4 separate regions of the Homo sapiens genome follow, and regions 2, 3 and 4 are each linked to region 1. Evidence: chromatin contacts called from ENCODE Hi-C or POLR2A ChIA-PET data. All regions are on one chromosome and are shown on one strand. The core of a region is the stretch at or near the end of the contact, and the rest is flanking DNA. Distances in the headings are between cores, read along the strand shown.

Evidence for each region. Hi-C counts contacts between places; a loop is a spot of excess contacts on that map. ChIA-PET counts read pairs that join two places held with the same protein, here RNA polymerase II (POLR2A). Pooled maps may share reads with other maps.
Region 2: a map of mammary epithelial cell shows a loop between it and region 1 (7-fold over the local background). The contact joins two enhancer-like sites. A Hi-C loop is called at or near these places in 10 of 168 maps with a recorded cell type or tissue (Calu3, GM12878, MCF 10A and 7 more), 2 of 37 single-sample maps with no recorded cell type and 11 of 50 pooled maps. POLR2A ChIA-PET finds 5 or more read pairs at or near these places in 2 of 52 experiments (PC-9 and WTC11).
Region 3: a map of HepG2 shows a loop between it and region 1 (11-fold over the local background). The contact joins two enhancer-like sites. A Hi-C loop is called at or near these places in 2 of 168 maps with a recorded cell type or tissue (HepG2 and OCI-LY7), 2 of 37 single-sample maps with no recorded cell type and 12 of 50 pooled maps. POLR2A ChIA-PET finds 5 or more read pairs at or near these places in 2 of 52 experiments (OCI-LY7 and Panc1).
Region 4: a map of Caco-2 shows a loop between it and region 1 (3-fold over the local background). The contact joins two enhancer-like sites. A Hi-C loop is called at or near these places in 6 of 168 maps with a recorded cell type or tissue (Caco-2, GM12878, aorta and 3 more), 12 of 37 single-sample maps with no recorded cell type and 16 of 50 pooled maps. POLR2A ChIA-PET finds 5 or more read pairs at or near these places in 1 of 52 experiments (activated T-cell).

What each region holds. Positions count from the first base shown.
Region 1 is chr15:99,075,569-99,078,268 of GRCh38, forward strand. No RefSeq gene overlaps it. Among named protein-coding and RNA genes, the nearest start is that of SYNM, 28 kb to the right of the region's middle. Within about 2 kb of position 1,268, at least 12 of the 41 ENCODE cell types and tissues checked have a DNase peak (open chromatin) inside an H3K27ac peak, as active enhancers do.
Region 2 is chr15:98,903,350-98,906,049 of GRCh38, forward strand. All of the region lies in intron 5 of IGF1R (insulin like growth factor 1 receptor), which reads left to right. Among named protein-coding and RNA genes, the nearest start is that of PGPEP1L, 100 kb to the right of the region's middle. Within about 2 kb of position 1,287, at least 6 of the 41 ENCODE cell types and tissues checked have a DNase peak (open chromatin) inside an H3K27ac peak, as active enhancers do.
Region 3 is chr15:99,211,327-99,214,026 of GRCh38, forward strand. All of the region lies in intron 8 of TTC23 (tetratricopeptide repeat domain 23), which reads right to left. Among named protein-coding and RNA genes, the nearest start is that of TTC23, 37 kb to the right of the region's middle. RefSeq lists a silencer at 664-864. Within about 2 kb of position 1,290, at least 6 of the 41 ENCODE cell types and tissues checked have a DNase peak (open chromatin) inside an H3K27ac peak, as active enhancers do.
Region 4 is chr15:98,942,281-98,944,980 of GRCh38, forward strand. IGF1R (insulin like growth factor 1 receptor) reads left to right here. Exons shown (of 21, transcript NM_000875.5): 19 at 643-772. Among named protein-coding and RNA genes, the nearest start is that of PGPEP1L, 64 kb to the right of the region's middle. Within about 2 kb of position 1,381, at least 9 of the 41 ENCODE cell types and tissues checked have a DNase peak (open chromatin) inside an H3K27ac peak, as active enhancers do.

The DNA of each region.
Region 1 (2,700 bases), core at 18-2,517:
TCAGCTTCACTCTCTGGTCTTTGAGCTGGGTCATCAGCTTCACTCTCTGGTCTTTGAGCTGGGTCATCAGCTTCACTCTCTGGTCTTTGAGCTGGGTCATCAGTCCTTTGCCTTTGGAATTGGACTTGAACTGGAACTTACATTATTGCCTCTCCTGGTCTCAGGTCTTTGGCCTCAAGACTGGAACAATACCATCAGCTTTCTTGTGTGTCCAGCTTGCCAACAGCAGATCTGGGGACTTCTCAGCCTCCATTATCATGTGAGTTGCTTCTTCATCATATATGATATATCCTGTTGCTTCTGGTTCTCGGAGAACCCTAACTGATACAAATTTTGGCTGAGATTTTTGATGGGATGGTCCGCAGGGCCTCATGGCTCACAGGCTGCTTTATAGATGAATAGCTACAAAGGAAATCTCGAATCCTTCACATTAATTACCTGCCCTGGGATACAGACACTATCTGTCTCCTCATGGAGTCAGAGTTCTTGGTTCTCAGAAACATATAATTTGTATATTCATTAAAAACACTATTTATACATTCTGATGGGAAAAAGTCCAAATAATAGAAACACTGACAGTAATTACACTTAGTTTTGGAGCTAATTTTATTGAAAAATTGTCCTTAAATTGTTTCTTGACTTTGCCCTTAATCATGACGTGTTAAACACTCACAGGAAATCAGCATATGGCTCTTTAATGAACCAGCAGTGCATGACCAAGAAGTGTGGAGGTTGGTGTTTATTTTGAGATCAAAGGGAGAAAAATGAAGCCCAGAGGTATTTGTTTTCAGAAAAAAAAATCACACTCTTGTGTGTGAGGGTGACGGGAATCTTCTTAATTTAAGTTTTCTCCTGACTGTCCTATTTACTCCCACCACTAATCTGAATCTATAAATAGGGTTTAAATATTGCCCCTCTGGCTGTTTACTACACAGTCAATTATTTACTTTTAATTAAGAGATTTCCAAAGAGCATCCTTCCATTTCACCCTTGCAGCCAAACAACAGAGGGTGTGGCCTTTCCACAAAGAATGACTTTCTGTAACTCACATCCAAGAAAAGACACTGAAACAGGAAGAGACTAAGGAGCAGCTCCTCTCTGACTTGAAGGAAAGTCAGGCTTAATGATGATAATTTTTTCCCCCAGAACTTAAAAAAAAGCTGTATGCTCACTACGTGATGCAGGATGAGGCCCGAATCTGGCACAATTCCTGGTCCCAGGTCTGTTCCGTTCGATCCTTGGTTGCTTCCTGCTTGCCTCCGTCCTTCACCTCCCCAAGAGTTCGGCAAAACCCTGGTTGTCGAAATGCTGTAGTGTGGATAACACGCCATCTAGTGGTTAACAGGACAATTGCAAAAATAGCTTCACAGGTCATATGTCAAACTATTCCAAAATTGGGCTTCAGACCTCAGTTATCTATGCCACTGGTCCTCAGGGTTTGCTTCACATGAAAATCACCTGAGGAGCCTTTAAAAATCTGATGTCCAGGCCGTACCCCATCACAATTAAATCAGAATCTCTGGATGTAGGGCCCAGACATCAGCGTTTTTAAAAATCCCCAGGTGATTCCAAAGGGCAGCCAAGCTTGAGAACTGGTGACCTTTGCAACCAAAACAATGGATTAAAAGGTAGAAACACTTTATGCAGTGATTATAAATCACATGTATCATAAAAAACATTTCCTGTATAAAGCATATATAGAGGTTGCTTTTTTCCTTCTTCTTCATACTTGGATTTTATTGATTTTGTTTAGACAGGGTCTCACTCTGTCCCCCAGGCTGGAGTGCAGTGGTGAGATCTCGGCTCACTGCAACCTCTGCTTCCTGGGTCCAAGCGATTCTTGTGCCTCAGCCTCCCGAGTAACTGGGACTACAGGCGTGTGCCACCACGCTCGGCTAATTTTTGTATTTTTAGTACAGATGGGGTTTTGCCATGTTGGCCAGGCTGTCTTGAACTCCTGACCTCAAGTGATCCACCTACCTCAGCCTCCCAAAGTATTGGGATTACAGGCATGAGCCACCATGCCTGGCTTACAGTAGTACTTTAACATTGCTTTTTCAACTTAATATGTTATGGATATCTCATATAGTCAATACGCTAGATCTAACTCATTTTCTTTTTAAAAAACTTTTATTTTAGGTTCAGGGGTATATGCGCAGGTTTGTTATATAGGTAAACTCATGTTATGGAGGTTTGACGTACAGACTATTTTGTCACCCCAGTATGAAGCGTAGTTCCCAATAGTTATTTTTTTCTGATCTTCTTCCTCCTTCCTCCCTCCACCCTTAGGTGGTCCTCAGTGTCTGTTCTCTTTTTTGTGTCCATGTCTTCTCATCGTTGGACTCCCACTTATAAGTGAGAACATGCAGTATTTGGTTTTCTATTCCTGTGTTAGTTTGCTAAGGATAATGGCCTCCAGCTCCATCCATGTTTCTGCAAATGGCATGATCTTGTTCTTTTTTATGGCTGTATGGTATTTCATGGTGTATATGTACCATATCTTCTTTATAAAGTCTACTATTGATGGGCATTTAGGTTGATTCCATGTTTTTGCTATTGTGAATAGTGCTTCAGTGAACATAATGTGCATGTATCTTTATAATAGAATGATTTATATTCCTTTGGGTATATACCCAGTAATGGGATTGCTGGGTCGAATGGTGGTTCTGTTTTTAGCTCTTTTGGGAATCGCCACTCTGC
Region 2 (2,700 bases), core at 37-2,536, 170 kb before region 1:
GAATTGAAATTCGCGGATAGGCATTTCTATGCTTTTGTTCCTACCACTCGACTGTGCAACACGCAGTGCTTTGTAATACCTTCTTGGAGCTCAAAGGTCAGGCTGAAACATGGCCGCTTTTTCACATTTCCCTGGGACTTTTGGAAAATATACACCAACCCTGTGACCTAGCAATTCCGGGATCCACCCAAGAGAAATGAAAACATGCCCACACAAGACTTGTGTATGAATGCTGGTAGCAGTATTACTCATAATAGCCTCCCGGGATTCCCCCGACCCCCAGCCCAAAAGAAAGACCCACTGGAAACCATTCAGATGTTCATCAGCAGATGAGTGGATAGAAAGATAAATGGATAAATGAAATGTGGCACAAAGGACAACTGACTACTCAACAATAAAAAGACGTGAAGTATGACACGTGTTACAACATGGGTGAACCTCTAAAACATTAGGCTAAGTGAAAAGAAAAAATCCAGACACAAAAGACTACATATTATATGACTCATTCGTATGTAATTTGCAGAAAAGGCAAAACTATAGAGACAGAAAGCAGACCAGGGATGGCTGCAAGGAAGAGGTGGAGATTGACCACCAATGGGAATGAGGGAACTCTTGGATGATGGAAGTGTTCTGGAACTGAGTAGTGGTGATGGTTGGACAGTTGTGTAAATTTACGGAAGCTCATGGAATGATGGGTGAATTTTTTTTTTTTTTTTTTTTTGAGATGGAGTCTCACTCTGTCACCCAGGCTGCAGTGCAGTGGCGCTGTCTCGGATCACTGCAAGCTCCGCCTCCGGGTTCACACCATTCCCCTGCCTCAGCCTCCCGAGTAGCCGGGACTACAGGCGCTCACCACCACGCCCGACTAATTTTTTTGTATTTTTAGTAGAGACGGGGTTTCACCATGTTAGCCAGTATGGTCTCGATCATCTGACCTCGTGATCTGCCTGCCTCGGCCTCTGAAAGTGCTGGGATTACAGGTGTGAGCCACCGTGCCTGGCCTGATGGGTGAATATTTGATAGGCAGGTTATACTTCAGAAGTAAAGCTATTTTTAAGAAACACCTAAACAAAGAGGAAACATTGTCTGAATATCTGTATGGTGCCTGGTTCCACCTAGATAGACATATCCACCCTTGCTGAACCCCTAAGGTTGATGTAAATATTGGATTTGGGGGAGAGTGGACATGATATAAACCAGCCTGTTTGCAGATGGATTGGTGGGAGCATCTGCAGAAAGGCAAAAAAGGCCAAATACTCTTATCAGTTGCAGATGGCTCTGTTGCTGATGACAGCCTGTGTCCTGGGTTCTGATGCCCCCTAGAGACAGCCGTGAAGAGGCAATTTTCTCCTCGAAGGAAGGAACTGGAATGATTGGTTGTATAATTGCAGAATTGTTTTCAGTATGTCAGCAAGCACTGAAAATGGGGAAACTGTCCCTTCCTACCTCTGTAGGCTGGAGACCTCGGGTTCAGCTCCATTTATCAGGGCACAGGACCTTCCTGTTCTGAGACTTTGTTCCAGGGGACTTTCACACTTCAGAGAATAGCACATGTCATCCTGCACTTTTGTGGGGTGATTAAAAGCTCACGGTATCCTTTTATGTTTAGCCCATCCAATTCTTCCAACTGGCCTCAGCCAGAAAAGCAGGGAAGGCACCCCCAGTTTGCAGCTGAGAGACTCCAGCCTGGGAGAGCTGAATAAATCTTTTGCCCAGAGGGGTTCCTCAGTAAATGCTGGAGATGAGGCTCAGACCTGACCTTTGGATTCCCAGATGGAGTGCTCTGAACCGTGTACCTGGGGCTGTCTTCACCACTCAAATATCGATAGAGATAACATAGAGATGTCCTCAGGAAGATAACCAACTGTTCCCATCCTGTGTGGTCTACAGATTGGGAGATAGGGCCTACCCAAGTGTAGAAATAAACATTTTTTACAACATAGAGAAGGCTGAGAACCAGGATACCAATATCAATAAAATCTGGATATCATAGAGCACATGGAAGCTAAAGAAAAATAAGTAACTGGTCAGGTGTGGTGGCTCACACCTGTAATCCCAGCACTTTGGAAGACCATGGCAAGGCATTGCTTGAGCCCAGGAGTTTGAGACCAGCCAGGGCAACATAGTGAGATACCAGCTGTTAAAAAAAAAAAAGAAAAGAAAAATTAACCAAGCATGGTGGGGCATACCTATGGTCCCAGCTACTTGGGAGGCTGAGGTAGGAGGGTAGCTTGAGCCTGGGAAGTTGAGGCTGCAGTGCTCTGTCATTGCACCACTGCACCCCAACCTGGATTACAGAGTGAGACCCTGTCTCAAGGGGAAAAAAAAAAAAAAACCTAATTTTTAAAAGCATTCTTTGAATGTAAAGGCAGTAAGCTAAGAAACAATTAGGAAATCACATTTACTGAATAATTTACTTAAGTAATCTTTTTCTTCAGGAAACAATGATAACTTTAGCGTATGCATATTTTAAAGATGTGCAGACAGGTCTCTGCCTTTTACCTTCTCTTAATTCTCACCTAATCATGGAAGGAATTTAGCGGGGAGCCTTGCCCCAAGCTGTGGCTCGAAAAACAAGCATGGTATTGACAGGCAGCTCATGAATGGCTTGATTATTATTTTGACAAGGGTTTTATTTTTATTTTTCTTTAGCTTCCACAGGCTCCATAATGCCTGGGTTTTATTGATATTGGTATCCTG
Region 3 (2,700 bases), core at 40-2,539, 140 kb after region 1:
ATCACGCCACTGCACTCCAGCCTGGGTGACAGAGAGTCTCAAAGACAAAAAACAAACAAACAAAAAAAAAGAAGAAGTAAGTATATACAATTGTCTGATTTTAGCTTAGATGATTCATGAGAGCAAAGAAAACAAAATGTAGCCTTCCCAAGGCACAGGGAAAAAATGCAGAAAAAAATTGCACACCAAGGGCAGTCTTGAAGTACAAAACCTTAATATGTGATATAAGTACCTGATTTAAAATCACCTCTGGGATGAAACAGCAGAAAGGAAAATGTTCAATTAGATCATAATGATAATTATATTGCCCTTTTCTTTCTTGCTTTCTTGCTTCTGAGGGTCTCCCATGCACCTAGATGCTTTAAAGTAATATCTTTTTAATCTTCACAGCAACCCCTGGAGGTCTTATTATTTTCACTTCAACAGGAGAGGAGAGTGAGGCTCCCAGGAAGCACAAGATCTACCCAAGTTCTACAGCTGGGAAGTTTGAACAAACACTGATTTGAACCCAGGGCTTCTGACTCCAAAGACTACATTTTTTTGTTTTTAATAGAGATGGGGATTCACCATGTTGACCAGGCTGGTCTTGAACTCCGGGCCTCAAGCGATCCTCCCATCTCAGCCTCCCAGTGTTGGGATTACAGGCATGAGCCATCATGCCGGCCCAGAGCCTACATTGTTAATGACACCATGGCACACTGCTTAGAAATACTTGGGAGGCGTCTTGTTGATGCTCTGAGGAAATAAAAGTGTTTACTCATTCCTGAGTTAGTTCAGCACAGTCATGCCAGGCAAAGTGTTCGCTGGACATGCTGTGGGAGACTTCAAGGACATGTCAAGCAGTCAGAGAGAGCTGGGGGAAAATCACATGTTCTGGAGCAATAGTCTCAATAGGTCATCATCATGCTGCATAGAAAGATAATTTAAAGAGGGATGTGTGTGTGTGTGTGTGTGTGTGTGTGTGTGCATGCATGTGCAATGGCATATGCCTGTATATACAAAGACAACTATTTCTCTCTGGGCATCTATCAATAACCAGGATAGAAAATAATTCTTAACACTGGGGATAAATTTGCCCCTTTTTGTAAGTGACTTTCTTTACCAGATTTAAAGAAATATAACTGTGCACATAAGAATACATGATTTGGATTCACTCTCCAAAGTTAACAAACCATTACTGTACGAAGTAGCACCGGAACAGAGGAGAGGAAGAAGGAGAGAAGTTTCAGGCCATAGTCAGGGATGGGAGGCATGGAGCATGAGTCACCCCGCGGCACTTATCTGTCAGCCCAGGGAGAAAGGCACTGGGCTGTTGCGATGGGCACCATAAAAGGACAGGCAGGGCAGGAAGATGATACACTAAAAGATATCCTTTTAAGAGGGACATAGGACTGAGTGCAGTGGTTCATGCCTGTAATTCTAACACTTTGGGAGGCCGAGACAGGAGGATCGCTTGAGCCCAGCCTGGGCAATATAGTAGTAAGACCCTGTCTCTACAAAAAAATAAAATTAGCTGGGTGCAGTGGCACGTGCCTGTAGTCCCAGCTAGTCAAGAGGCTGAGAGGGGAGGACTGCTTGAGCCCAGGAGGTCAAGGCTGCCGTGAGCTGTCACTGTGAAACTGTACTCCAGCCAGAGCAACAGAGTAAGACCCTATCTCAAAAAAAAAAAAAAAAAAAAAAGGGGGGGACATAAATCCAATGAGCGCTGCCTGAGAAATTATCTTGGCCTTCCACTTCCAAGACCTGGCAAAAGAAAAGGCCCTCATGGTTCAAGCTTACCTACAGAAGTGCATAAATCCAAAACACCTTGTTAATTTCTAAAGCAGATAAATTTGGACAAAATACATTTCAATAAGGAAATGAAGCAAAGTAATTGAATGAAAATTATACAGTTTAAACATGCACATTGTGGTGATTATATCAGGGTGAAGAATTAGGATGAAAAGAAGTAGCAAAGTTTGAAACAACTTGGCTAAACACAAAAGTAACTTTGTAGAATAGTCTGGAATATTAACTTAAATTCTTGTTGGCTATTCAGCCTAGATGTGTACAGGGCCCGCCATCTGCTGGCAAGGCTTGGTGTTGCTAATTTGGAAAGCACTCAGAGGAGGTGCCAGAGGATCATTTACTCTTTTTTATAGCAACACTGCTCAATGTTAAATACTGATATATTAGGTCTCAACAGATGCAACAAATATTATATCTTGGAGCTCTGAATTGTGTATTTCCTATCTTATAAGACAGAATACCTAATTTCTGGCAGGAAGGGATTCTGGACTGGTAAAGCCTTCCCAGTCACTAACAACCTTCTTCCTCCTCCAGTTATATAAATGGAATTGTACAGTATGATTCTTTTGCATCTGGCTTCTTTCACTACACATTGTGAGAGCCATTCATGCTGTTAAGCATAGGAGTAGTTTTAATCATTTTATTTATATTAACATCACATTTTTTCTGTTTTACTTTTGGTGAACATTTAGGCTGTTTCCAACTCTTGGCTATTACAAATAATGTAGCTTTGAATATTCTTGGCTATGTCTTTTGGTGAAAACATGCATGCATTTCTATTGGGTGTATAATTTAGTAGTGATACTGCTGGGTCAAAAGGTATGCAAATGTTTAAATTTAGGAGACAATGCCAAATAGTTTTCTAAAGTAGTTACACCAAATATATTTGAAACAATGGTATATGAGAGAGCA
Region 4 (2,700 bases), core at 131-2,630, 130 kb before region 1:
GTACTATATATTTTCTTAAATTGTGGGACTCTAATTTTTACACCGCTTCCTTTTTTCTTATTTTTATTTTCAAGACAGGTTCTCACTCTGTCACCCAAGCTGGAGTGCAGTGTTGTGATCATGGCTCACTGCAGCCTCAACCTCCAGGGCTCAAGTGATTCTTCCACCTTAGCCTCCCAAGTACCTAGGAACACAGGCGCACACCACCACTCACAACTGACTAATTTTTAAAATTTTTTATACAGACAGGGTCTTGCTGTGTTGCCCAGGCTGATCTTGAATTCCTGGGCACAGGCGATCTTCCTGTCGTGGCCTCCCAAAGTGCTGGGATTACAGGCGTTGAGTCACTGCGCTCAGCCTGCCTCTCATTTAAATGCAATAAGGGCATTAACTTCCTAAGGGAATCAAATTGTAAATATATTAAAAGTGGAGATTGCTTGGTATTTGCTCATCATGTGATTAATCATCCCTTACTGTCTCCACCTTATAAAATTGCAAACCCTAATATTTGGCCACCTTAAAGTGGGACGTGTCTGTGTCTTGCCTTGCGTCTCTCCACACATAATGAGTGTAGGGTCCTCTGCTGTGACAGCAGTGGTGCCTGCTCCAGCGTGTGACTCTGCGCCCTCTCTTCCCTTACAGATTTTGGTATGACGCGAGATATCTATGAGACAGACTATTACCGGAAAGGAGGGAAAGGGCTGCTGCCCGTGCGCTGGATGTCTCCTGAGTCCCTCAAGGATGGAGTCTTCACCACTTACTCGGACGTCTGGTATGAGAACCTTTACTGCATTGCCAGCCTGGAGCCCCCAGCCTCTGCACTTTCCACCAGCTCAGTCTCTAGGGCTTTATCTTTCTCTGTTCATTGTTACCCGTTGCCAGCTTTAGCTCAGTGTTGTGTGAGCCACACTTCTTCATCATTGAGGTGTTCCTGTTGTCAGTGGGCTAGCTAAGGGCAGAAGGGCATTCGTGGGATTTTAAAGAATTTATGGGACCAACATTCTTTCCGCCTTCAGCAGATACCGATTATGTTTCCAGGAGGTGGGATGTGCCAGAAGCCGTCACCTCTTTTTGTTTCTCCCCTGCCTGCCTTCTTTCTCTTTTCCTCTTTCTCAATAAACAGATACTGTCTGTGTGTCTGCCTCACCTAATCTAACCCTCAGATTGCAGACAGTGCTTTATTTAGACCCAAAGCTTATGAGTCCTGATTGTGTTTTCCTGCTGGTCCCATCTGCTGTCTGTCTTTCAGTGGGCATCCACCGTTGTGGACCCAGGGATGGTTATGGGAAGCAAAACGTCTCCCTTAATCATAAACAGTGTCTACCAGTGGAAGCCCATCGACCGAGGGATCAGAGGCCTCTCAGTAGTATTGTTTATTGCAGTTCCTTGGCAACATTGCAGAGAGGCAGTCAGGTTCTGAAATACAACTGAGGTTATTGGCAGGCTGAGGCCCTGGCACAGGCACCTTCTAGAATATCAGCTAGTGTCTTGGCTTTCCTCTGGGGGGATCCCGTTGCTGTTGTGTTACAGAAATGGTAGTTGTTTACTCCAACAGTCTGGATGACCGCATAGAGGAACTATTTCAATAGTGACTGACATCATTTTTTTTTTAACCTCGTAAACCTTTCACAGTTCAGGGGCCTTGGATCTTATTTTGAAGACAGGTGCAAATTGGAAATAGCATTTGAATATGACCCGGCAAAGCATGATTGCTTCTTAAGCTCAAGTATGAGATCTGTTTTGCAATCAGCTTGTCCAAGATGGTTATCTCTTCACTGTCAAATCAAAGTGCTCTGCATGGTGTTTAGAGATTGGGATGGTGAGGAGAGAGCAAGCCTGGGTATGTGCATGCATCTGTTTATTCTAGGCTTCGTGCCTCCAGGAGCTTGGAGGTCAGCTTGTAGTATAATAAAATAGAAAACTATACAGCCGGGGAGAACAGAAGCAGAATAGAAGGATAAAGTGTTGTTCATATCTCTCGGGCAAATTTTACCCAAATTCTGACGAGCAGTTACTGCACAAGCAACAACAAAGGGACCTAGAGTGTGTTCATTGCCAATTCTGTCCATTTGGCTACATAACTACTGTGAACCAATACAAAAAGATATGTATAAACATGAATAGGCGTTTGGTATTCATTCCATGAAATGCTCAGGCATTGACAGCGCTTCAGGTTTTGTTTGCTTTTTAACACAGGCTTTGAGGATAGCACAGGTCAGGAAGGCTAGGGCGTTGGAGCAGGTTTCTCAGCGGTCCAGGCTCTAAACTAAAGCTGTCCCTCTCAAAAGAATGGAAATGATTTCAGATTGTATTCAGCAGCACGAAGCAATGATTCCTAAATAGTTAAAAATCTAGAAAGAAACACTAAGAATTGTATTGGGCTTTGTAGAAGAGACCCCAGAATTTTAGGATTTGGGATGTATCCCTGCAGTCAGGCCCAGTCCCCAGTGCACCTGCAGATCTTTGACAGCTGCTGGTTGAGCTTCTGCTAAGAGGTTTCCTTCCAGGGACTCCATGTTCACTGCCTCACAAAGGCAGGCCAGCCTCATGCTTTAGACATCCTTGCTCTTAGCAAATCTTTCGTGTTCTGCTACGTCAGCCTCTGTGTGACACCCATTGGACCTTCTCTCTGTAGCACAATTGCATACCTTGCTCTGTTCTTGATAAGATAGGTCTAGGAGTCATCGAAGAGGTGTGTCT